Regions from separate parts of the Homo sapiens genome. Here regions 1, 2, 3 and 5 are each linked to region 4. Evidence: chromatin loops called from intact Hi-C (ENCODE). Cell type or tissue: MCF 10A. All regions are shown on one strand.

Evidence for each region. Hi-C counts contacts between places; a loop is a spot of excess contacts. Peaks named below come from ENCODE experiments on the same cell type or tissue, not always from the same donor. Only the 100,000 strongest peaks of a DNase experiment are listed, where the experiment ranks them.
Region 1: a loop joins it to region 4, with 11 times the contacts of the local background. A loop is called at or near these places in 2 of 110 quality-filtered maps.
Region 2: a loop joins it to region 4, with 2.7 times the contacts of the local background. A loop is called at or near these places in 2 of 110 quality-filtered maps.
Region 3: a loop joins it to region 4, with 11 times the contacts of the local background. A loop is called at or near these places in 13 of 110 quality-filtered maps.
Region 5: a loop joins it to region 4, with 9 times the contacts of the local background. A loop is called at or near these places in 4 of 110 quality-filtered maps.

The regions. Positions count from the first base shown.
Region 1 is chr18:75,476,654-75,481,653 of GRCh38, reverse strand. It overlaps LOC105372201 (a long non-coding RNA gene), which reads right to left. Exons shown (of 3, transcript XR_935637.3): 3 at 3,108-5,000. Among named protein-coding and RNA genes, the nearest start is that of SMIM21, 51 kb to the right of the region's middle. In MCF 10A, a CTCF peak has its summit at 2,456 (motif pointing right); a DNase peak (open chromatin) is centred at 2,453.
Region 2 is chr18:76,127,949-76,132,948 of GRCh38, reverse strand. It overlaps LOC339298 (a long non-coding RNA gene), which reads right to left. Exons shown (of 6, transcript NR_040034.1): 4 at 1-15. Among named protein-coding and RNA genes, the nearest start is that of LINC01893, 79 kb to the left of the region's middle. RefSeq lists an enhancer at 655-1,854. In MCF 10A, no CTCF peak of the experiment used is centred here; DNase peaks (open chromatin) are centred at 1,028 and 1,918.
Region 3 is chr18:74,649,863-74,654,862 of GRCh38, reverse strand. The region is part of intron 3 of ZNF407 (zinc finger protein 407); the gene reads right to left. Among named protein-coding and RNA genes, the nearest start is that of ZNF407, 54 kb to the right of the region's middle. In MCF 10A, CTCF peaks have their summits at 35 (motif pointing left), 2,064 and 2,264 (motif pointing left); no DNase peak of the experiment used is centred here.
Region 4 is chr18:76,254,807-76,259,806 of GRCh38, reverse strand. LOC105372210 (a long non-coding RNA gene) reads left to right here and starts at 4,547. Exons shown (of 4, transcript XR_935654.3): 1 at 4,547-5,000. LOC105372209 (a long non-coding RNA gene) reads right to left here. Exons shown (of 6, transcript XR_935653.3): 2 at 3,900-5,000; 3 at 2,874-2,983; 4 at 2,244-2,348; 5 at 478-669. In MCF 10A, a CTCF peak has its summit at 2,756 (motif pointing right); a DNase peak (open chromatin) is centred at 2,706.
Region 5 is chr18:76,708,083-76,713,082 of GRCh38, reverse strand. No RefSeq gene overlaps it. Among named protein-coding and RNA genes, the nearest start is that of LINC01879, 21 kb to the right of the region's middle. In MCF 10A, a CTCF peak has its summit at 3,099 (motif pointing right); a DNase peak (open chromatin) is centred at 3,142.

The DNA.
Region 1 (5,000 bases), 780 kb after region 4:
GAATGGAATAAAGTTAAAAGTCCAGAAAGAAAAACTTACACTTATAGTCAATTAATTTTCCATAAAGATGCCAATGGGGGTAAACAGTCCCCTCAATAAATGTGCTGAGATTACTGAATATCCACATGCATAAGGCTTTATTTAGCCCCCTCCCTTATGCCATATACAAACTAAACTCAAAATGGATCATAGACCTAACTGTAAAAACTAAACCAATTTCTATGTCTTGTAAAAAGACTTAGAAGTAAATCTCTGTGACCTGTTGGAACTTTAGGTTAGGCAGTGATTGCTTAAATGTGACACCAAAAGCAGAAACAATAAAAGGCAAAATTGATGAATTAGACTTCATCAAAATTAAAAACTTTTATGAGTCAAACAACATCATCAAGTAATTGGAATATCAGCCCATAAAATTAGAGAAAATATTATATATCTGATAAAAGACCTGTATCCAAAGTATATAAAAGCAACTTCACATAACACAATAATGATAAGAATAACCCAGTCATAAAACAGGCAAATGATTTGAACAGACATTTCTCCAAAGAAGATATACAAATGGCGAAAAAGCACATGAAAAGATATTCAATGTCCTTACTCATTAGGGAAATGCAAATCAAAACTACAATAAGATTCCACTGCACATCCAATAGAATAGCTATAATCAAAAAGCCAATAATAAAGGTTGGTAAGGATGTGATGAAATTGGAACCCACCTTACTGGTGGGAATGTAAAAAGGTGCAGAAACACTGGAGAACATTTGGGCAGTTCCTCAATATGTTAAATATAGAGTCACCATATGTCCCAGAAATTCCACTCCTAAGTAACTACCCAAGGAAAATGAGAACATATGTCCCTGCAAAGACTTCTGGATGAAGACCGAGGGCAGCTACTGCTCGTAACAGCCAAAAAGTGTAAACAACCCAAATGTCCTTCAGCTGATAAATGGATAAACAAAATGTGGTATGCCCATACAATGGAATACTATTTGGCAAAAAAAGATGAATTACTTATACATGCTAAAACAAGGATAAACCTCAAATATTATGCCATGAAACAAAGCCAATCACAAAAGATCAAATATTATTATTCCATTTATATTAAATGTCCAGAAGAGGTAAATTCATGGAGGCAAAAGCAGATAAGTGACTTTCAGAGGCTGGGGTTGAAGATTGAGGGGGGTGATAGGGAGTGACTTTTAATGGGTACGGGGTTGAAGATTGAGGGGGTGATAAGAAGTGACACCTCATAGACATGGGGTTTCTTTTGGAGGTGATGAAAAATGTTCCAAAATCAGATCATGATTGTTACACAACTCTGTAAATATATTAAAAGCATTGAACTGTATAATTTAAATGGGAGAATTTTATGGTATGTAAATTACATCTCAATAGAGCTGTTTTAAAAAAGTGTTCAGATACAAAAAGGAGGTTGCTAAAAACAGTCCTTCTTCCTATAGATGAGGCATTTTTTTGTCAAGCTCACTACATCATATGCTTCTCCAGATGCTTGGTTTGGTTTCTCTACTTGGGGGTTCTTACAATAAAACCTATTTCTCTACAGCCTCTAAGACTTTATGTAGATTCTATACGATATTCTCGAATCATAAAGAGGATTTATGTCTGTCTTACTTGAAGGAGATGGGTAGAGCTCCCTCATAACCCTACAAATACAACATTTTCAATGTTTCTGCCGATGGCCTGATGAAACAATAGGACCTCAATAGTTAACGCGCTTGTTTTGTCCCTTCAGGACAGTAGCTTTAGTTATAGAAATGTCCTCTGCTGTATTTTTTCCCAAAAAATATGCATTCAAAAAGGCCTGTGAAATGTATGTTAAATAAATCTTTTTCACTATGTTGAAAGTTTAAGCGATTTAATAAAAATAGAATCCAACATTTTACGACTTGAACAAGACTTCAAATGCAGCATTACTAAACTCCATTCTTCCCGTGACGGCATCACCTGGCAGTTCAGCGTGAGACAGGCTTGCCTCCTACATAGCTCCAGAGCAACTGTGTGGGAGGTGAGCCTGGCCCTGTAACCTGGTAAGGCCACAAAAGCTTAATTAATTTTCAGAAAACAAAGTTACTTGTATGGCCTAATTAGCCTACATTTCTTAAACAAACCCAACACAAAGCTAGGTGATATCATTTTATGCAAACAAACAATAACACCTGATCACTCCCCACACTTAGATGCCACCATTATTATAGTTGTTCAACCTTTTTTAACTCTCCATTGCTTGGAATAATAATAACCTGTTAGAACTTTGAAATGAAAATCTTTCCACTTGACAAATGCTGATGTTTTTAAGCATTTCAAAAGCCAGTGTCAAACAGGCTTGCTTTTGATTTTCATCTTGGTCTGTGCATGAGCATTAGAGAAATTAACAAGAGCGAAAGGCCTGAGATTAGCCCCTCCTCCATAATTCCCTAACGTCAATCAGTAGGGGGAGCTCTCCTATTATTTAAGTGTCCACAAACAAAGCACAGAAGCATTTTTATTGACTCTCCTGGGGACAATGGTGAGGTTTTTCTTTAAATGGATGTTATAACCTGAAGAACATTAAGACAATGATTTGTTCAAAGTTAGAGATGTACCTCATTCAGCACTGACAACATATTTTCTAAAACAGCCTTGCAAATTAACGAGGGTGTAAGAGTTGCAGGCCTGTAGAAAATTATCCCATTCCAAGAAGGAATCAAGTACCTGTCACTTATAGTGGAATAAAACTTAATTGCATCAGAATTCTAATGGCCATAATGGGCTTCATCATCTCTTTAATATGACAGAATATATGGAAAGGTTATAAAAAGGGAAAAATTGACTAACAGATTTTTAGACTTTGAGAAAGGTGGCTTTAAGCTATAAATTATAATGTGAAAGGCACAAAATGAAAAGAGCATCAGAAAGTATTAGACTCTTTGAGATTTTGTAGTTAAATTAAATAAAATGTCATGGTAAGGAAATGAATGGTATAACCCGTAAGCTTTTCATGTAGTTTGCTAAAATAACACTTCCACAATTAGAGATTTGCATGATTCTTTTTATTATTATTTTCTGTAAAGATTGGGTCTCCCTATGTTGCCCAGGCTGGTCTCAAACTCCTGGCCTCAAGCGATCCTCCTGCCTTGACCTCCCAAAGTGTTGGGATTACAAGTGTGAGCCACTGCACCTAGACTGCATGATTCTTTATTGGAGCTTTTGAGTGAAAGTAATGAAGTCCCTATACATGTACACAGTATATATCACAATATGGTAAACTGAAGACCAGAAAATACACAGTGAAGTTATCAATAGGCAACAACAGCAAGAATTGTGTATCCCTCTATGAGTACATCATATTGCTAAGTGTGACAGAAACTGTCAATGTCCCCAAGTTGCTCCCACTCTCTCTTGATAATACAGTTACCAATTTTAGTCTGGGTATATGAGTTCTCATGGGAAAAACTACAATCCCCATCCTTCCTTGCAGCCAGTAGAAGCAAGGTGACTGCATTCTGGCCAATGGGGTAAGAACAGATGGACTGTGCAGAGTTGCAGTGCACAAGAGAAAGAGGAACATGCTTTTACCAACTCCATTTCCCCTTCCCACTGGCTAGAATGTGGATATGATGGTGAGTCATCTGGGGCTATGTGGAGAGGACAACAGGTCAGGAGAGTGAGGCAAAAAGGTAGGAAGAGCTTGAGCCCGTCATAACTTTGCAAAGCAGAACCACCAAACCAGATTTTACTTTGCTGTGAGAGAGGACTGTCTCCAGGTTATTCAGACTAGTCTCCATTTGTCTCTGTGTCTCCACAGTTTAACTAGTATCCTATACTGATAATATTATAAGAAACATAAAATAATACCTGAAATCTTATTTCTTTCTGTTGTGGAATTACCTAGGAGTTTAGAAAGTGAGCCCAGCATTGGGCTAGCATCAAACATTTATAATGAGACTTATTGACTAGTGATTCAGTGTTTGCATTTGGGAGATGGATAGATAATAGATAGAAAGATAGATAGATAGATAGATAGACAGACAGACAGACGTATATTTCCCCTATGAACAGGCAGTAGAGGAGGATGGGGAAGAGGAGGAAGAAGAAGGAGGACAAGGAGGAGAATGGGGTGGGAGAGGAGGAAAGAAAGGACCATCTCAGTTCTTGGCTGGAATTGTCCCAGTTACATCCGTGGTGTGATGTTGTTAACTTGCCTTTTTTAACTCTCAAAAGTATCCTGACTTGAACAATAACTTACATGGCCATTCTGCCTCTTGGTGTCCTTTCAATAATCCCAAACTACCTCATATAGCTGGAGCTTGATATTCAAAGTGTATAATCCACTGTAGAATGTGGGCATGGTGTGAACAGGACCTCTATATAAGAAATGCCAGTACAGATACTAAAACTAAAAGAATGCAAAATGCAAAAGTCTAAGAAAAAGATCACTGCAGGTGAAACAATGAAAAGTATTTGGTTTTATCAAACCAAATTTAGAAGAGAAAATTGTGGTAGGAATGGTTTCCATAAGCTGGAAGAAGAAGAGAAAAATAATACAGAGAAAGCAGCCCAAGAAGACAGGAAGAACCTGGTCAAGGGAAGAGACGCTGAGGACCGTAAGGGAGATCTTGGCAGCAAGGATCAGCAGAAGCGATCTTTAGCATGAGTGCTTTGCTTCTATGTTATACATGTTTTCATAGAACTGGGTAATAAAGGTGTAACAGGTGTTCAGAAAACACACCGCTCCTACCCACGGCCCTTCAGTGGCACACCCACATCACTCAAGCCTCACATAGGACAGTGCAGAAGCATTAGAAGAGCATGAAGTGGTGAGAGTTAGCCTTTCAGAGACATTTATCAATGGGTTTCTTTTTTCTTAAAGAAAAGAGATACATCCTGAGGCTAACAATACTTCTGTTTATTTCTTATAAGTTCACAAAATGGCAGGGCTTCCAATGAAAATTAATATTTGCTTAGTGGATCCATGATTAGCCTATTTCATCAGACCCCAA
Region 2 (5,000 bases), 130 kb after region 4:
GCTTGCATTGCGCTCCTGTTAAAAATCCGGAGTTCTTAGCAGAGCACAAGTGCCCCTAATGATATGGTCCCAGCCACTTCCTTGACCTCCATCCCATGACTCTCCCGCTTCCTCACTGCTCCTCGGGCACACCAGCCTCCTGTGCTTCCTGGCGACTTCAGGCCTCAGGTCAATTATCACCTTTTCAAAATGACTTTTCTGATTTTTTGTTTCATGCCTTCCCTTCTCTAGAATATAGGCTCAATGAGATGAGGTAAGTTGCCTCTTATCCCATTGCGGTTACATACCTGGTTTAGAGTAGGTAATAATATGAGTTGAATAAATGAATACAGGCTGACACAGCTTAATGGTTATACTAGGTGCGTAATTTTATTAGGAGTGTCATTTACAAGGACTTTGAAGTCATCCTGTGGTGCTCATTGGTGCTCAGTGGCAGAAAACTGTAAAATGCCTCTCCTTTGCCACTTGTAAAACATCCAAATCAATAATTTTAAAATTTAAAATTAAAAATTTTAAAAATGCAATAGGCTGGCTGGGCGTGGTGGCTCATGCCTGTAATCTCAGCACTTTGGGAGGCCAAGGTGGGTGGATCACGTGGTCAGGAGTTCAAGACCAGCCTGACCAACATGGTGAAACCCCGTCTCTACTAAAAATACAAAAATTAGCTGGGCATGGTGGTTTGTGCCTGTAGTCCCAGCTACTCAGGAAGCTGAGGCAGGAGAATCACTTGAACCCAGGTAGCAGAGGTTGTAGTGAGCTGAGATCATGCCACTTCACTCTAGCCTGGGTGACAGGGCAAGACTCCGTCTCAAAAAAAAAAAAAAAAAAAAAAAAAAAAGCCATAGTCTGAAGTGCCCAGTATTTACATAATAGCAATTTGATTGCAGTTAATTCCTTAGAAAACCACTTCTACATGTTCTGACTTGTCTCTTCTGGCATTTGAGAAACACTATCTCCCAGGTTTGATTTAGGCAACTTAAGATTTTCCAACCACAATGACTTGCAGAGATGAAGGGGAAGAGCCTCAGATGTCTGGTATGGGTGGGGCTGATGATGTCATCACTGGTAGGTCCTCCTTGTCCAGGCCCAGGGTGCAAGCTATGCCAAACCTAGGGGCTCCATGCACAACCCTGCAACCGAAAGTGAAAGATCTGGTTGGCATAGACTTTAGATATGAGAAAGAAAATAAGGTTCTGGAATGAAGTAGCAAACATTTCCCCTTCTGTTGCTTGTGGTAGGAGTTACATTATTAAGGTAGAAGTGTGGAATTCAGAGAAGACTCAAGTTTTCAACCAATGTGCATTCAACAAACATTTTTTGTAGCAGTGACTATGTGCCTTCTAGGCACTGTGTTTTGTACTGGACATACAATGCTGAAGCCTTCACCATCTTGGGTTGTACAGCATGGTAGAGGATAGAGATACCAGCCAAATAATTGTAGAGATAAATATATCATCATAATTTTGATAAACTATAAAAAATACAGAGGACTAAGAAAGTGTAACAGAGATTGTCATTTTTATCTATGTGAGAGGTGAAGTACCTCCGTGAGGGAGTGATAATTATCCTGGACTTGAAGGGTGGGGAGATCACTCCGATGAGAAATGGGACAAGTGTCTCCATCAGAGGGAAGAGTGGAAACAAACACTCCAGGGCAGGGTGGAGTCCGGCTCCGTGTGGAAATGGAAAGAAGGTCAGCGTGATTGTAGTTTCACAAAAGAGAAGTAAAGCGGGGGTGGTGAGATGAGGCTGGAGAGGCAGGCAGGGGCCGGAGCGAGCAGAGCCTTGGGGGCCGTGCTGAGGATCTTGGATTTTAGCCTAAGAGTAATGCAAAACGGCCGAATGATTCAAACGAGGGATCTGCGTCATCCAATTTGTGTTTTCCCAAGAACACACTGCTCTGCAGAGATCAGATTGGGTGGAGGCAAGAATAAATGTGGGGAATCCCTCGGCGAGCTGTGGGACAGGTCCTGGCAAGATTCACGGAGGCTTGGATGGTGGCCACGGCAATGGAGAAAGGGCAATCTAGTTTCTCATAGTTCCAGAGGCCAGAAGTCCAAAGTCAAGTTGTGGGCAGGGCCTGCTCCTTCCAAGGCCTCTCGGAGACTTCTCCTTTCCCCGCCTCTCTCACAGGTCCCTGTGGCTGCAGGTGCTCCTGGCTGGTGGCTGCGTCCCTCCACGCTCTGCCTCCATCGTCCCATGGTTCTTCCTCGTGTGGATCAGGATGTCCTCTCCTCTTCTTACAAGGACACCAGTCCTTGAATTTAGGGCCTGATCCTAATCGCATCTGCAAGGATCCAATTTTCAGATAAGATCGTGTTCTGAGGTTCTAGGTGAAGGTACGTTTTGAGGGGCCCTATTCAACCCAGGACAGAGGGTGAGGGCAGTTTCCGGGATAACCACCAGGTTTCTGTGTAGACGGCAGTGCCTGGAAGTATCAGAGTGGAGACACCTGAAGCAGGTCTGAGGCAAGAGGTCGAGAGCTTTGAGTTAGTCACGTCAGGTGAAAGGCACTGGGAGGCATCTGAGAGGAGCTTCCAGGCTTCCGTTGGATGTGCCGATCCGAGAGGTTCAGATTGAAAATGAAATTTTGGAGAGGTGATATAAAGACGGTTTTGATAGCCACAGGACTGGATGAGTTGACTGAGGAAAGAAAATACACTAGTCTCAGGATTTGTAACATCTTTAAGAAAGTTTGCTCTTTGGAGGAGAATCACAGCCCGGCCCAGCATGTTCCCACGCTTTCCTGAGTGTCGGTAAGCCGATACAAGTTTTCAAGCGAACTATCTTTCTAAACTTCCTTGGGGTCTGAGAGGTCACAGTGACTCCTGATTCTGTTGCAAGGTGCCTGGCTTATCAGAAATACAAACCTGCATGGGTTCCGGAAGGTGGCACAGTCTAGGGCCCTAAGGGTGTAGGCTGGGCTTGGAATTCTCTATAGGGTGCTGGGCTCTAGCCAGCGTGTGGTAAACTGGGCCCACGCAGAGGGAGAGGAGCAGCAGACCTGGCTGGGGCCCTAAAAATCTGAGGCCCAGTCATGGGTCAGCTCAGGTTTTCTGAATTTTGGCCACTGACTTACCATTACCAGCCTTGGGACCTCATCTGTGGGATGAAATGGTACCAGTGAATCCTAATTCATGGGGTTGTTTTATTTATTTATTTAGAGACAGCTTCTCACTCCATCTCCCAGGCTGGAGTGCAGTGGCGTGATGACGGCTCACCACAGCCTCGACCTCACAGGCTCAAATGATCCTCCTGCCTCAGCCTCCTGAGTAGCTGGGTCTACAGGCATGCACCACCATGCCCAGCTAATTGTTTGTATTTTTTGTAGAGATAGAGTATGTTGCCCAGGCTGATTTCGAGCTCCTGCGCTCAAGCAATCCTCTCCTCTCGGCATCCCAAAGTGTTGGGATGACAGGCATGAGCTCCCACACCTGGCCTCACAGGTTTGCTATAGGAATAAATGGGATAGTACATCTGAGGGCCTCATCACAGGTCCGGGGCACAGAAGGAGCCACTAAGAAGCCTTGATAAGGAAAGTGAGAGGCAAAACATGAGGCCAAATGTTTTTCAGTCAAACTGCACTTTTCTGTTAAAATGGAAGGAACAAAGCCTCATATTTTTGCAGGCCATGGCAATCTGACTAGGTACGAGGAAGGGCTGGTTGATATGAGATTTCCATGGTAAGAGATGGGCCAGAGACACATGGAGGTGCCTCCTTCATTGCCATGCCATGCCATGCCCACAGAGGGGTGGACAGATTCCAGAGAAAAGTTGTGGGTTGAAAATGTGTCCTTTTGTAGGAGAAGAATTAAATATCATGATTTCTAAGCTTTTAAAATACATTAGGATTATGGGCCTATTTTATTCAAAATTCCCCTGACACAAGGTCGCAAATGTGATGCCTCAGCTTGGATTTCCTCTGGAGCAACATACAGAGGGGATTGTTAGGACTTATCACACTGTGCTCCCCGCAGACATACTGAAGCCCAAGGGGCTGTGTACACGGGAACTTGTATGGAAAAGCAGCCAGTCACGGGGCTCAAGACCACAGAACAGCAGCCTGCATGGCCCTAAAATAGGCTCTACTAACCTTCACAAATGAGGTGGGGGCAATCCCAAGAAATCACAGATTTTAAGTGACATCCCATGAATGACCCACGTCATCCCTTCTCCTCAATTATGGACAGCCTGTGAGCACCAAAGGCACCGTGGGTATGTGAAGGTCAAAACAGAAGTAAAAAGCAACAAGGAAAGCTATTCAGCAGGAAAATGCCCTTGAAACGATGTAGGTTGATTCCCTTGCAACTCAGTCATTAACCATCTAAAGGCCCAAGCAGGAATTTTGGATCTTCCTTCTTTTCTTTTCTTTTTCTTTTTTTTTCTTCTGTCATTGCTGATCCCCTTTTGCTAAGCCCATGCTAACAGGACAGAAAGATAAAGAGCGAACACAAACACGTCTTGGCCCCTGCGGCCACTGAGATAAATTTAATAATTTAAATTGACCTAGGGCCTATGTATGGAATAATCCTCCACTTAGATGACCCGGTGATTCCTAACTCATTTTCAAGTCCGTATCCAGCCGTGTGAAAGTGTTAATGTCTCCCTCCATCACACTGTGCTGGGTACACTTATCTTTTTCATACCCAATAACCAGAGACAATGATTATATTATTCATAAGATATTTTTACCTGAAGAGATAAGACATACAGCTTTAGTTATTATTTCCTAATCTTTTTTTTTAAACTGCCACCTTCTTATATAGCCCTAGGAATAACCTTAATTTTTATATTAAAATTGTCTTTTCCACATTTTTAGTTGTTTCTGATTTTTTAAAAATTAATATTACAGAATAAACAGTGGGAATTTAAAAAGGAGAGCCTGTATCCCATTTGTAAAGAAACAAGCAAGCACAGTGGGAGTCATAAGACAAATGCTTCTGGTCCATGCCCTCTGCTGACCTCTTTTGGTTGCAAATCCCTCTGGAGAAGGATGGATG
Region 3 (5,000 bases), 1.6 Mb after region 4:
ACAACTTCAATTTGGTAGTGAACTATAGCCATCTACTGGAAATGAACAGTTAAAGCAAATGTTTAATATGTTTCTAAGAAACCAGTATTCTTTGTGCTTAATATAGCAGACCAGAAAAATGAACAATCTTACATATAAGATAAATTTAATTTGTTATATCAGCCTCATGATCTCAAATTTGTAAAGATATATTATGTAGTAGTTTAACATGTTATTTTTAATATAAATTTTCTACTTATAGTTTTCTATCATTAAGAAAATTTCTTGGTCTCTTATCCTACTTTTCCAAAGTCTCACATTCTTAAATCATGTAGCTACACAAATTCAAAAATTACTAAAAGTTTTAAGTTAAATTAGCTGGCAAGTGAGTTCCTTTAGTTACCAAATTATAAACTAGAGGTATAACCACAGTGTTTGCACTATATTTTTCAGTTTGGCACTGAAAGAATTTTCATAGAAATGAAATCAAAGAAATTTGTTTAAAGTCTGGCCAAAACATTGCCTTTATTTTTCTGTCAGAAAAACCATTAAAAATAATAATTCTACTTAAATGCCAGAGGTGCTGCCATGTTTACTGCCTTAATCAGATTAGAGGGAGACTAATAGGACTAACTATACCTACTGGTAAATAATAAGGTCATTCTTGATGTCAAGAAATTAAAATATTATCCTGTATTTTATACTTCCTCAAATGGTCCTTCAATAACAAATTTCTAATAGTATGCCTACTACCAATTTCTCTTTTTTAGTAGAAATGATCAGCAGCAGAATTATTCCTTGAATTATCAAGACCTACGATTGTCAATGCAACGATTTCATGTCTGTTATTGCTAATGTAAAACTAAATATTTTGAAGTATTGATACTTAAAAGTCTGTAATTGAGCACTCATTAAAATTATATCGATGGACATAAATTTCACTCAAAAAAAGGAGTCCAATGAATAATATATTAGCATGTTCATGATAACACATAAGCCAACAATGTCAATTCATTTTTTTCTAAAAAATAGCTAAAATCATCATTTTATTTCAAATAGCATACATCATTTCAATAAGTTATCATAAGGAAACACTAAGTGTGCATAATTACGTTAGTTTTTGATAATCTACTGATGCTTTAAATAATGTATAAGCATGAGCTTTTTTCCAACATGTTAGTTTGTAGTATCGCTATTTTGTAAAAGACATTACTGAAATTGAAACTAATCACTATGAATCAATATATGAAGATTCAATAAATATAAGCATATCGATACATGTTAAATATATTTAGCATTTAATTGCTAAAAACCCATTGTCCCTATACTAAAGATCTGAGTCAAAAATAGATTCAACTTTTATGGTTAGTAATATTTCACAATAGTTCTGCAAATATATATTAATAATATACTGAGATTACAAAATTATAATTTTATAAACCATAGACATAAAAAGGCCCATCATTTTCTAGGTGTTTAAACCTAAGTTACTATTACTAACTTCAGTTGGCAAATGGCAGGTTTAATGGACACAATATTCTTTTGTTACTCAAAATATAGACAACTGAGAATATGACGCTTAAATAAACTTTTAAAGAGATTCAACTTGAAATCCCTGCAACTAAAACAGCATAATCTACAATAGCCAAACAGAAAACTTCATAGCAACTAGATATTTTGATTGGAAAACCATATATCCAAGAGAACTGCAATGACATCAATTTCCTTACCACAGACATCTATGGCTATCTTGATAGGCTTAATTTGGTTCAACAAAATGTCACATCACACAAACCATGTTCAGTGAATTCTACAAAATCTAAATACAGAACATAGGGTGTGGAGTCAAATATAAATTGTTTAATAAATTTCAAATCTCTAGAATTTTCCGTTTTTCAACCAATCCACATCTAGCAAGCTTTGCTAATAACCTCCCTTGTTTTTATGGAACATGTCCAGTCATAGCTTATATGACTGATTTGAAATGCAAGCTTAAATTTATTCCAAACTCACTAATGATCAGCTATAAACACCTAACATACCCTATATGTGAGAGGTGACTGAAACTGAGAAAATGTAATTTACCGAAGGAGAAACTAAACTGTGTTATGTGCATTGGTTCTGACTTAGGAAAGTTTTGCCAATAGTTCTTTGTTTTGATTTTTCAGACCAAGGGAGGAAGCACCTCGGGAAGTTGTAATATGAAACTAATGGAGAAAAATATAGCACCCACCCCTGAAAACCTTTTGTATTGTTTCAATCACAAAACTTACCCCAGTAGAAGTGTTAGAGTAACATAATATTGCCCTCTGCTGGTCCTTCATGATTTTTACATCTAACTGCCTTAGTTTAAGTTCTCAGCATGGGGGGAAAATATAAGCAATATTCATGTAATAAGCAAAAACAAATAATAAAGATTAAAATACCGTAAGTTCCACAGTAACGTTTCCATGATATATATTTTTATTTTATATTTAGTTTAAACAGGAAAAGGCTACGATGTATTTTGAAATTGCTCGATGAATAAAAACCCTAGCAAGTATTAAAACCCTTTATTTCTAGAAATATAATCATACTGCTGTCTTCCAACAATCAAATGTGTTTTAGATAATGATAGGAAACAGAAATATGCTGAATATTTTGGCAACGCTATAAAAAGGTACTTAACTTTGATCTTTAGATATTTTTCTGCTGTAATTTTAAGTGATTTCCTACATTATAGCTCTGAATAATATTTTCAAAAGCCTCTTTAAAAGGGTAGAAAAAAGGGGGACTATACTGTACTTGAATGGAAAAGCTGCTCTACTTGATGATATCAAATTCTTGAGCAAACTTTCCATGAAGTCATCTTTACCTACAGGAAGTCAATTAAAATCTGACAGGAGAGATTAAGGGCTCTGTGACAGATTTCACTGGTCTGTACTCAGTATAGACACAGCAATGCTATAACATTGAAGTTACAATGAATATTTAACAATCCAACGACTAACTACTCCAGCAGAGTTTTCAAAATAATGTGATGTCCCTATTTGTTAGAGCAAGTTCACTCTGGCATCAATTAAATCATGAACTGTCATCTTGATTGCTCTCTTTGTTGAGGGACAGCACATTTCCATCTAAGGATCACCTCGGCTTTATATCTCTGCAAGACAATTCATAATTCTGAGCAGCAGAATGAATGCACAAATTACATTCTTCAACCTTTTACTCCCACTAAATCTTTCCTTTTTTCCACTTTGCTGAGCCTGAATATTTTATTCCTCCATCAAATATGCATCCCATTAATTAAGTTAAATTACTTCTGACTGCCAAATATTCTCTGTCGATGACTGTCAACAGAAAATACATGGCTGTGAACTTCTAATGACACAGTCTCGCTTAAACATGAGTTACAACCTTCACGCAGGCATCTACAGGCAAATTATCGGCCTCTTCTTCAAAACCGGGCTGAAATTAAATGCTGGTTTCTTTTTCTTCAGCTTTTAACAAGTACACAATAGATGACACTCGTACTTGACAAAGCAAGTACTGCAATTTTAATTATATACCTTTTCCTCATCTTTTAATTGCTGTTGTTAATCAGTCATTAACTTCTTCCCAAAGTGCAAGATTCTTAAATCTCCTTCAAAACATTTCGGCTCAATAAATTCCATCGCTCTTCATAACTAACATATAATTTTGTCTATTTTTAAAACTGTCATTTTCCAAACAGGGTATTTTTAATGTGCTCTTTAAGGATGACAGTAACAGGGTTTTAATCATAACTTGCATAAAATTATCACTCTCTAACACATCAAGACTAAAACAACCCAGAAAGACTTAAATGGGTTGTTTAAGAATAATTTTGTAACATAAACACCAAAATTTCTATCTTTACCCTTGAGCTACAGTCCCACCAAGCTAAGGGGGGAAATATTATATTTATATATAGATAGATAGATAGATAGACACACACACACATATATAGCAATTTCTTGCCCCCTCCACTACAGAAATGGAAATGTAGTTCTCAATAATTTATTATGCTCTCTATCACAGTATAATCATTAGTGCAAAAATATTTAATTACAGTGAAACTGTTATGACATTACTATAAAGCCAGTAAATTTTTTTCTACACCTTAAGATAATGTGTTCTTTGGGGTAACAAACAATATTCCCGTGGCCCACCCCTTCCATGAATACTTCAAAAATGCCACCTAGGCCCTATGTAAGTGTTCTCTGTCTCTCTCACAAAGAGAACCTGCAAAGTCTGTGAGTTTGCCTGTTTCATACATGAGCCCACCCTAAAGTGTATGACCAAGTGCAGACCCCTGTCAACCAAACTACCTAGAAAGAGTGACTAACAGGATGTCTGCTGAACTACACCAACACAGCAGTCATCAACCTAACTTGTCTGTGGATGCAGAAAGGTGCTCCGTTTCTCTCAATGTTTACAAGTCTCTAAATCTCAATGGGGCTTCTTTTGAAGTACTGCAGCAATTCAAAACAAAGAAATTGTCAGTCTTTGCATCCCTTAAAGTGACTAGGCAGGAGTGCTACATGATGCAGACTAAGTAAGCACCAACAATTGTAAACGATACCATGCACAGAGACCATATAGTCCATCAGATACTAGCTGAAAAGGAACTTTTCAGCTAAGAACTAAGAGACAGCAGGGAGGGGTGGCAGGGGAAATAAAATTATTCTGCCAATGGGCACTAGTCAAACAGACTATGACAAAGACATTTTCGATTATTTGTTCCTAATACAAAATAAAGTGAAATGCTATTTTTGACAATCCAGCTGATTTTAGATATAATTCACATTGCCCATGTTCTATCATCTTAAGGAAAAGAGAAAACAGTTGCCTCACAATGAATACCCAAATTGCTTGTGTATCTTCATCACTTAATAGTTAATTCTATCCTTTGATAGAAGTGACCATCTAAACTCAAAAGGAATTATAATAGATTCACCACTGTTGGTTACTGAAACTAGAGTTCCCACGTTTGGCACTCAGAAAATGTTTGAAAATGAATG
Region 4 (5,000 bases):
GGCAGAATCATCAGCCTGTAAGGTCTGCACGCCTGTTGTGTGTGTGCATGTGTGTGTGCATATATATATATATATATATAATTTTAAGGCAGCAACTCAGCATACTATATTACAAAAATAGCCCAGTGAGAAAGCACTGTGTTTAGAAATATAACTTCTCATTCAAATCAGGACAAGAGGCAGAAGGGGTCAGGAGGTAAAATGAACTCTCTCTCTCTCTGTGTGTGTGTGTGTGTATGCACACACGCGCGTGTGTCTCCCATGAATAAATGAGGCCGAGGTGCAGCACAGCAGGCTGGCCTCTGTCCTGGGCCTCTGCATCCCTTCGAGGGTTAATGCAGAGGGGAGGCTGGTTCCTAGCTGATCCATTTCAGCTGGTCCCCGCCAGGCAGCTGCCCCGCATTAACCCCCTCCCGCCCAAGCTGCAGGCTGTGGACTGCCCCTATGGGTGCTAGGGAGGGGTTAAGAATCTCTTACAACACACACACTCTTCGACATTCTGCATCTCTGCAGTGGCTGCCAATCTGTATCACTGCTTTCGGGACATGGCTTTCTTCTCGCAGTAGCCATCGGAGACCTCCAGGGTAGAAAACCAGCTTTTTGAGATGAGTTCAAATGCATTCTCCCCAGAGGACAGCAGAGGACCAGCTGAGATTTGTTACGGCAGGGCTGCGTAAAGAATTTTCTCATGCTTTACTCCACAGTGTTAGGGGGACACACTGTGCTCCTTTCTCTTGAGCACAGGAGGGGTGATGCAGTGGTTAGCAGATATTTGCAAAATGAAAATAAACTATATTTTCCTAAGATAATTACGCTGGTGATTTCTTAGAAATTTGCGGTTCTTAACTCTCTATCCATTTATCTGACGTGATATGGAACTAAAAAAATACCTCATTGAGTTTGCTCTAGCTCTATCTCCCATTTGTCACATTACCATTGAACTTTAGGATTTTAAGCTATCAATTATAACAATTATAGATTGAAATAACATAGTATAAAAATATGAGCTTTTACTATTTCTTACGGGAAAGAACAAAGTTGTACAGCACTTAATCTTACCCTTCCTATTTTTTTTCTTCTATAACTTGAAGAAATATTGGTCTCTAAGCGGATATGTTCTGCTGACTGTATGTTTTTAAAACCACGGTTCCATAAGCATTTTCTTCCTAGCTCAGAAACTTACCAAATGTTTGCTCTCGGCCAGAAAGTAAGGACATATACCTAGTGACATTAAGCCTGGATCTCCTTCAGGTAATCCAGCCTGAACTTTTTGTTCATAGCTTGCTTTCTAGAACATACCCTGTCTCTGAGGATTGGGAATCCATGCTGATTTGCATGGCTTCAGCCATATCAGGAAGAGACTAACAAATGGCTTAATCATCATCACAAACACGCTGTGTATGCTGTGTGGGTGTCAGGACGGCTTTGCCAAAACCTCTCACCAGCCCAGGAAAACACTGAAAGTGCTGCACCTACAGCTTGAGACCTCAAAGTATTATTTTATTTTTACTGAAGGTACAAGTAACTAAAAAGTTTTTTTTTTTTCCTGACAAATGTTCCAATGTTCATTTTTTTGTTAAATGAAAGAAGAGGACAGACAGGTGGAAAAACACAAAATTAGCACATAGAAAATTAAATAAAAATCTTATTTGGATTCCCAAAAGCCTAAAGTAGAGAAATCTCACTGTGACCGTTGTCAGCCTCCTGGAAGCTGGTAAATTCATGCATTCTTTGAGATGTTTTTTCATGCAAAGCAAAAACTGTCTTCAATTTTCTTCCTGCTTTTTTTTTTTTTTTTTTTTTGAAACTTGAAATCAAATCACCACTCCCTTATCCACATTTCAAAATTTCAACCTCTATAAATACAGGGAAATAGAATTCTGGAGGTGGAGAAAGAAACTGCAGTGGAAATATCCAATTTTATACCATGGCTTATTGGACAAGAACAAGGGTAATTTGACTAAAGCTTCAATTTACAAGGCATCTTTAGCAATGCATTTGGTGCACGCGCATGGCAGCTAGATTGACAAGCAGATCCCGACAGCTACAGAGCTTCAATAAAACACACACCACGAAGGCTTTACACGATGTACAGTAACGGCTTCTTTGGAGCTGTTATGGTCTATTGGGTCAATAATAATCCACTTTTTAAAGAGTGCCAAAATGTGAATTTACACAGCAGACTGTAATAGTCCCTGATTTAGCAGGTAAATTATATGAATTCTTAGAATTTCTATACGTACTATGGCACATGCACACCATCGGAATGTTCTGTTGTGTAAAGCAGGAGTCCACAGAGTCAAACATGCAGCATGCTTCCAATTGCTGATAAAAATGATACACTGCAGCTGGGGAAATGAAAATACTTGTTAACATTTGGAACTTTAATACCACAATTTACATTTCACCTTACCTTTAAATGGGTATATTTTGATCGACATCCTGGATTACTTGCATCATCATAAATTCTGTTTCCCTTAAAATGAAGTTATTTTCATTTCAAACTATATTAAAAATACATTGACTATACAACTTTGCGGTAGGTTGATGCATAGCATTTAATTTACATGTGATATTTATAAGTAAACATTTATAAGTAAACATCTCTTCTATAGATTTATAATTTCTGTTTTCTTCAGTTACACAGAAATAGGCAGCTCTGAACGTGCAGGGCTGCAGCTGCACCTAACAACATGCCTGATTCCTTCCAGCAGGTGGAGGCATACTGCAAGAAGCTTCCAAAGAAACAACCAAAAATATTTTTTCCCCAAGCAAACTCTGACATTTAGGGGAAAACAAAATATCCCAAAAAAGAGGGAAATTAGATGAACAGTTTGCAACAGGGATAGTGGTGTGGTGTGACACGGTTTTACCTCATAAAGAACCTGGAGTGAAGATATTTCATAGCCCCTCCTTGCTGTAAACACCCTCTCTTGGCTTCCTTTCTGTCTGCTACAGTTGGACATTTTTCCAGAAGAAAAGCCTGGTGAATTATTTAATAAATGAAATCCAGTAAGACAACCATGTTCAAAGACATTTTCTCAAATTTCCTCCAAATAAGTGCAGCAGTAATGCACTACCAGGGATATGCACATGTAGGTACACACACGCACACACACATACACACACATACTCTGAAAACTACTCTAGACACATTACTATCCCGCTTTAGTCACTGTGTATGTGTGTATGTGTGTGTGTGTGTGTGTGTGTGTGTGTGTGTGTGTGTTCTACTCATTTGGCCAGAACCAGTGATTTCTCTGGTTCTTTTGTGAGTGTTTGGTGTATATTCCTGCCAGTGTATTTGAAAAAAAAAAAAAAAAAAAAAAGCTAAGAATTTAAAGTACAGACAAACCAGAAAAATTTCTGCCTGAAAACCTGGCTTTTCTAGAATGAGAGAGAGTTCTTTCAAAGACCACCCTTCACTTTCACTTTTAGGATAGATTAACATGTGCCGTCTGCAATGGACAATGACGTGGCCGAAGAACGCCTATGTACAGGATTAACATGGTCTACTTGGAAGGATTTGAATGCTTTTCGATCCATAGTATGATAACATAATGCAGCAAATTATAGGTCTCGCCTTCCTTAGCAAGGAGCTGGGAGCAGAATTGCAGTATAGTAATGCTGTGGTCCCCAGCTCCCCCTCCCTGCTCCCAGGGCCTGTTGACTGCAAATATCTACCATCTACAGTATTGACTGGTTTATCAGGCAGCAGGTATCTCTATCAGTCTATCTTGAATTGTCATCCAGCAGAAGATTAAACACTGCCTGCCTCCTACTTGTGATTTTTAGTCTTCACATCACAAAGTTTTCAATCACATTTCAGCAGTGTGCATTTAGCTTACAGAACTCTGAGCACTTATCTTCCCAAAACAGGGGATTTAGACCATGTTTACCTCGTAGTTCCAAGATATCTGTCTGCAAGCCTGCCCACATTTAGGGTGTGAGATGGGTTTCAAATCTCTTCTCTCTTCTATCTCCCTCTCTCTCCTCTCTCTCTCTCTTTTTCTCTCTAGTTCCCTACATAACTAGACTCTGGACCCAACAACAATCAACAAAGAATTTGCATAATGGACAAGTGTCAGTTTTTCAAGGAGTCCTCCAGGGCAGTGACCTTGTGTTGTTAGTTTTCAAGATGAAAGAACTATAACTGTGGACGGCTTTGTTCTAAGTGGCTTTCTCATTAATAATCTTCAGAAGACCGTGATGACCACGTGGCTTTCAGCGCCTGAATCAGCCAGAGAGAAGGCTGGATGTCAGCTGTGTACACTTCTTGTCTCTCCATCGGGTACCTGTGAGGAAGCTGTGGTCTGCGAGGGATCCTAAGAAAGAAACATCTTCCCAGTTTATGAGGGATTCAGCACAAACACGTTGATACCAAATCAGTGTTCAGCTGCCATTGTGCCTGGCTGATGCTTGCGATTCCCAATCAGTAGACTAATGAGATTCCGGGTACACAGAATCCGGAGAGAAGGGCACGCGCATTCTCTCCAGAACGCCTGAAAGGAAGTCAGTCTGAAGTCCGGCCGGATGGGAATTGGACAGACACACTTCCGGCTAAGTACGGGCGTAATAATGGTGATTAAAACTGTTCACCGTTCCTTTGAGTTCCTCGTAGATTCTGGATATTAGTCCTTTGTTGGAGGTATAGATTGTGAAGATTTTCTCCAATTCATCGCCGTTTTTTAGAGTTTTTCTCACTAAATATTGACTAACGGAACCTAGCCCTGTAATGTTGATAGTCGGGCGGGTCGGAAGTGGCTGAGGTGGAGTATCTGCAGGAGAAGAACTGAGGCTCCTAAGTGCAGCATCTTGTCCAAGAGGTTTCGTCCCAATGCGTGGGGAACATCCGGATTGTGATGTTTAGCTCTCAGTTTCTAACTTGGGCATTCTAGCAACTGTATTTCTCATTTAATGTTTTATGGGCACACATGCAGAGGAGTTTTCGTCACTGAAAAGCCCGACAACTTCCCCTGCCAACCCATTGGAATTAAAAA
Region 5 (5,000 bases), 450 kb before region 4:
TCATTCAGGCCTTCGCAAGTCCACGGCCTCCGGACAGCAGACCTCACCAGCTGAGGTTGAGGCTCAACGTGCGCGTTATTTATGGGCCACGTATGACCCAGTGTTGTGTTTGCAGGACTTGCTGCTGGGGTGCAGGACATTCCCCATGAGTTTGGAGCCTGGCAGTCTAGAGATTTATGGCCTGAGCAGCTAGAAGAGGAAGCTGTAAAGTGCCTACAGAGCAGCTCTAAAAATTAAGATGTCTGCCTCCTGCACCCACAGGCGGGAAATGCTAGACCCCTGCCGCCTGGCTTAGTCTCCTCACACCGAGTTCATTCATGCTTGAAATGAGAAAGAAGGACAGGATGCATTTCATGCAATTTTGTCAGAGAATCTTCCTTATTTTTAGTTCCTGAAATAAAATAGAACATTCGAGTTTCCTGGGAAGTTGATCATGACAGAATCTGAGAAGGAGCAGGGAGCGGGAGGAAGCCAGGCCTCCTGACAGGCCCAGCGACCTCACAGGCCTCAGACGCAATGTGCCTGAGAAGAGTCTGTCCTTTGTATTTGGGTGGCGCTAAGGTCATGTTCTATCTTTGTCATGCACTTGCTGTCTAACTTGGGCCACGTATTAGTATTAAATTCTCTGGGTCTTGGTGTTTGACTTCACAGCTTTTAATGAGGGGACCATGGTGAACGTAGAGCCCCGGGCCTCACCTTAGATATGCAATTAATCCGGCCGGGCGCGGTGGCTCACGCCTGTAATCCCAGCACTTTGGGAGGCCGAGGCGGGCAGATCACGAGGCCAGGCGATCGAGGCCATCCTGGCTAACACGGTGAAACCCCGTCTCTACTAAAAATACAAAAAAATTAGCCGGGCGTGGTGGCGGGCACCTGTAGTCCCAGCTGCTGGGGAGGTTGAGGCAGGAGAATGGCGTGAACCCAGGAGGCGGAGCTTGCAGTGAGCCGAGATTGCGCCACTGCACTCCAGCCTGGGCGACAGAGCGAGACTCCGTCTCCAAAAAAAAAGATATGCAATTAGTCCCCTTTCTTCGCCTCTGCCTTCTCCTCCCCTAACCTGGCTCAGCAAAGCCTAAGGCCAAAGGCTTCAAAAAGTCTGAAGTGTTAAAGTATAAGCTGAGGGAGAGCAGGGCCCTGAAGGGCAGGGGTCACTCACTGAAGGGTACGGCCGGCTCTGCAGCGTGGTGAATCACTGTGCGTCCTGGGCCTAAGGCACAGGTGAGCGCCAGGTGCAGGGCATCTTCCCCACGCGCAGAGCAGGAAAGGCAGTGAGCACAGACACCCAGAGGCTCCAGTGTTTGCTGGTCTCAGCCTCGGCTAAGCACTTAACCTTTACACACAGTGTCCCAATTTAGTGCTTCCAATAACCCTGTTCAATGCTATTATTGCCTTCATTTACATCTAAGGAAAGTTCAGCCCAGAAAGGGCAGGTTACTTGCCCAGGTACCCACAGCTGGTAGCTAGAACGAGGTTTTGGCTCAAGGTTTCGGGGGCTCCAGATCCTAATCTCTAATCCACTGAAGGCCAAGCCAACTCAGAAGGATTGAGTTTTAGAATGAGAAAAACCTTCATCATTTTTTAGGGCCAGCAAATGTCAAGAGGAGGAGAGTCAAGAGGCAACCTCACAGAGCACGTCCTGTGTGCCAGCCATGGAGCCACGGGCAGGACGAGAAAAGTCAGTCTGCTGCCCTTCCCAGGGCACTGACCTGAGACAGAAAGATGATCTCGATGAACTCTCCTGGGCTGCGGAGGGCTGGGATGTTTGGGGAACTGTCGGGATAGGCAGAGCCTATAAATCTAATGCAGAGGCCTTACTTACACTGAGCCAGTTACAAGAAGCAACTCTTGCTAACTCCCAACTTAAAAGGCCAACAGTCTGGATTTCCCATGGCCGCACCTGCCCCACCCCACCCAGCTAGGCTGCTAGCATCAGGAATTGGCCAACATTTTGGGGAGTGAAATGACTCTGACAAGTGGGGCCCTCTGGAGAGCCTGAGGCCTTCAATAAGTCCTCAGAGTCCTGATTCTGGATGATCAAAGGAGTCCTGGGTCTGCCTGAAATCACCCAGGAAATGGTTGTTTGGTGTCGTTTCCTGCTGGCCAGGACAGGCCCTGCAGGCTGCCCAGAGCCGCTCCCCTGCCAAGAGCAGGCATCTGTCAGTGGCCCTGGGGTCATGGCTGGAGATGAACATTTTTGAACTTGTTTTAATGATGTTCAGAAGAGAGGAGCAAGAGAGCAGGTGGTGGCCCTGATGCACACACTCTCAAACCAGGTGGGACGGCCACCTGGTCACCCTGCCCAGGACACAGGCCCTCAGGTAGCCCCGCCTGGTGGGTTTCCTTCAGGGTATGTTCACCTGCTGGCACTCACCTGTTGGCGCCCTGCAGCTTGGCACCACCTCCCTCTAGTACCCCACACTGTACCCCACACTGTATTGCAAATGATGAGCGCTTGCTCTCGCTAGGGAGCTCAACTTCCATCTCTTTTTGCCAAAAAGGCAAATCAGTCACAAGTGCAGAACTCGCTCGTGATGAGGATACGCCAACATGCTGGACAGAGGTGTGGAGGATTATTTTCTGGAGGGGCCAGTATTATATTCTTTGCGGGTTCTACTCAAAGCCAGGGTCCCTTGGGTCTTGTCCAGGGCAAGGGCCGGGGGTTAAGTGTCGAATCCAGTCAGCAGCAGTTGTCTCAATTTCAGTTTAGACATCATTAAAAGGGTTCCTTGAAAGCAACTTGACATTCGAATGGAGAAAAAAAGAGTAAAGTAGACAATCCCAAATGTTAGATAATACAAATAATTGGTATTCTGTGTGTTTGGCATACGTGTGGTTCTTTCATTTTAGGTGGGCCTAATACTCTAGGAATTCAAAATCTTTCAAAGAAGTAAACATGCAGTTCTACAAAGACCCTGGAAATTGTCCACATTCCATATCCTGCCTGCTCCTCACCTATTTCCCTTCCCCTGTCATGTGTTTTGACTTTTCTTAACTTTTTCAGGCTCACGTGTTCAACTTTTAAAAGGGTTTTCCCTCATCCCTCAAAACAATAATAATTTAAAAAACCTAATAAACCCTGGAGCTGTAATTCGAGCGTAGGGCCACCAGATGGCAGCGGAGCATAAGTCACAGGCTCCGCGCTGCACCGGAAAGAAGCGCCTTGCTAGATCCTGCCGTGGGGAAGAAGGGCCCGGAGTCTATACACGCGGGTATAGACTGCACAACAGATTGAGGAGGAGGCTCAGCTCAGACGGCTAAGCCGTTTATTCTCAATCACGTGAGTCGTCAGTAGCAGGAGGCGGACCTGACTCAGGCCTGCTGAGCGCTCAGGCTACCTCCAGGGATGTGGAACCAGACAGCTCCTTGTTCCTGACCCAAAGACGGCTCATCTGGATGTTTAAATGTCAACAATATTGGCCTCTACCCAAAGCTTTAAGTGGAAAATCTCGAATATTTCTAACTGATTCCTCTTTCTTCTGCCGCCGGGCCCTAAGCCCGCAGGGCCCGTCCGCTGTCCTTGGAAATGCCTCTACAAAAATCCCCGCCGCCCTTTCTGTTCAATAACGTGACGTTAGCCACATGCTCGCTAGTCTCAGGGATTCAGAAATGTCAACTATTCTCTCCTCCTTTAAAGATTTTTTAAAGGGTAAACCAAGTCCCAGGTAAAATTTTATCTGAAGGAATTCTTAACTTACAGCAACTTCTAAAGCTGGTTTTATACCCAAGTTAGAGTTAGAAAGTTCCCTGGATGTCCTCCCTGTTTGACCTGGCAGGGGAGAAGTTTCTAGCACGCTTGTCTTTCCTTGCTTCTAGCCTAGCTGGGTTATTTTTAACTCAGGGACTGGCCCCGAGGCCCCAGCTGCTCGGAGTGGTCGAGGCCCCACAGGTGTGAGGGCTGGGGGCCTTGAGAGGCTCGGGCACCTGGCCCAGCAAGCACCTGGGCCTGGAGTCCACCCCAGGCCTTGGGGTTCTTTACAGACTCTTGCTCCGGGTTACCCCAGATTGCTTCATCCCGCCCCAGGGGAGGTGCAGAGGTGAGGCCTGTGAGACCTCCGCCACCCCCTCCTCTGCAGCTGTGACCCCGGAATCCGGTTTTCCTAAACTTGGTGTAACAAGGCCCTGGCAATGGCCTGGGCGCCAAGGCCTCAGTGTGGACTCCGTGGATCTAGGAGGGTACCTGGGCAGAGACAGCCATTTCCCCTTCACGTGACCATCACTTCCGGGTCACGTGACGACCGCTCTCTAAGCCACGTGACACTGCGGGGCATGGCAGGTAGGCGTGGCACGTGGAAACCAAGCTCTATCTCTTATGGGAGTCCCGAGTCGTCAGCCTTTGTTTCACAGAACGTTCCTGCGGCTTCCCGGAGCAGCCTCGCCAGAGTCCAGACCAACAGGATGCTGCCCGCCCTTCTTAGTGTGTTGGGGGTGCTAGGCCAGGAAAAGGGCCCACGCGAGATCTGCGTAGACAGTGATGACCCAGCCTTGCAGGGGGCTCCCGCAGCAGCTGAGGACAGGCCTCGGGGTGGTCGCCCACAGGCGGCCTAACCCTGCCTGCAGCCTCGGGAGCAGCCACGGTTGGATGGGGCAGTGGGAGGCCTGTGGGGATGCGGAGAGTGTGGTGGGGGTGAGAGCCCTTCTTTGATCCGCGCCGGCAGGGGAAAGGGATTTGGATCCCGGGTATGACAGTTGTAAAACAGGAGGCTCCTGAGGCCTGGGTGGCCCCGAGCAGAGGGCCAGGCCCGGCCCATCCCTGCTGTCTGAGCTGGTTCTCAGGCCACCTCCCGGAAGCCAGAGTCCCTGGCAGTTGGGAGCACAGACGCTGTGGCTCTTGCTGTTAAGGCCACGGCACCCTGAGAGAACTAACACTTGTGTTAGGAAGGCAGCGGGTTCACAGCCGCTTCCTGAGCAGAGCGCGTCAGGCCCACCTGTGTGGCTGTTGGGCTGCAGTTGGCTCCTGGAGACATGTCAGGGACAGGCGCCTCAGAGAAGGATGATCTGGA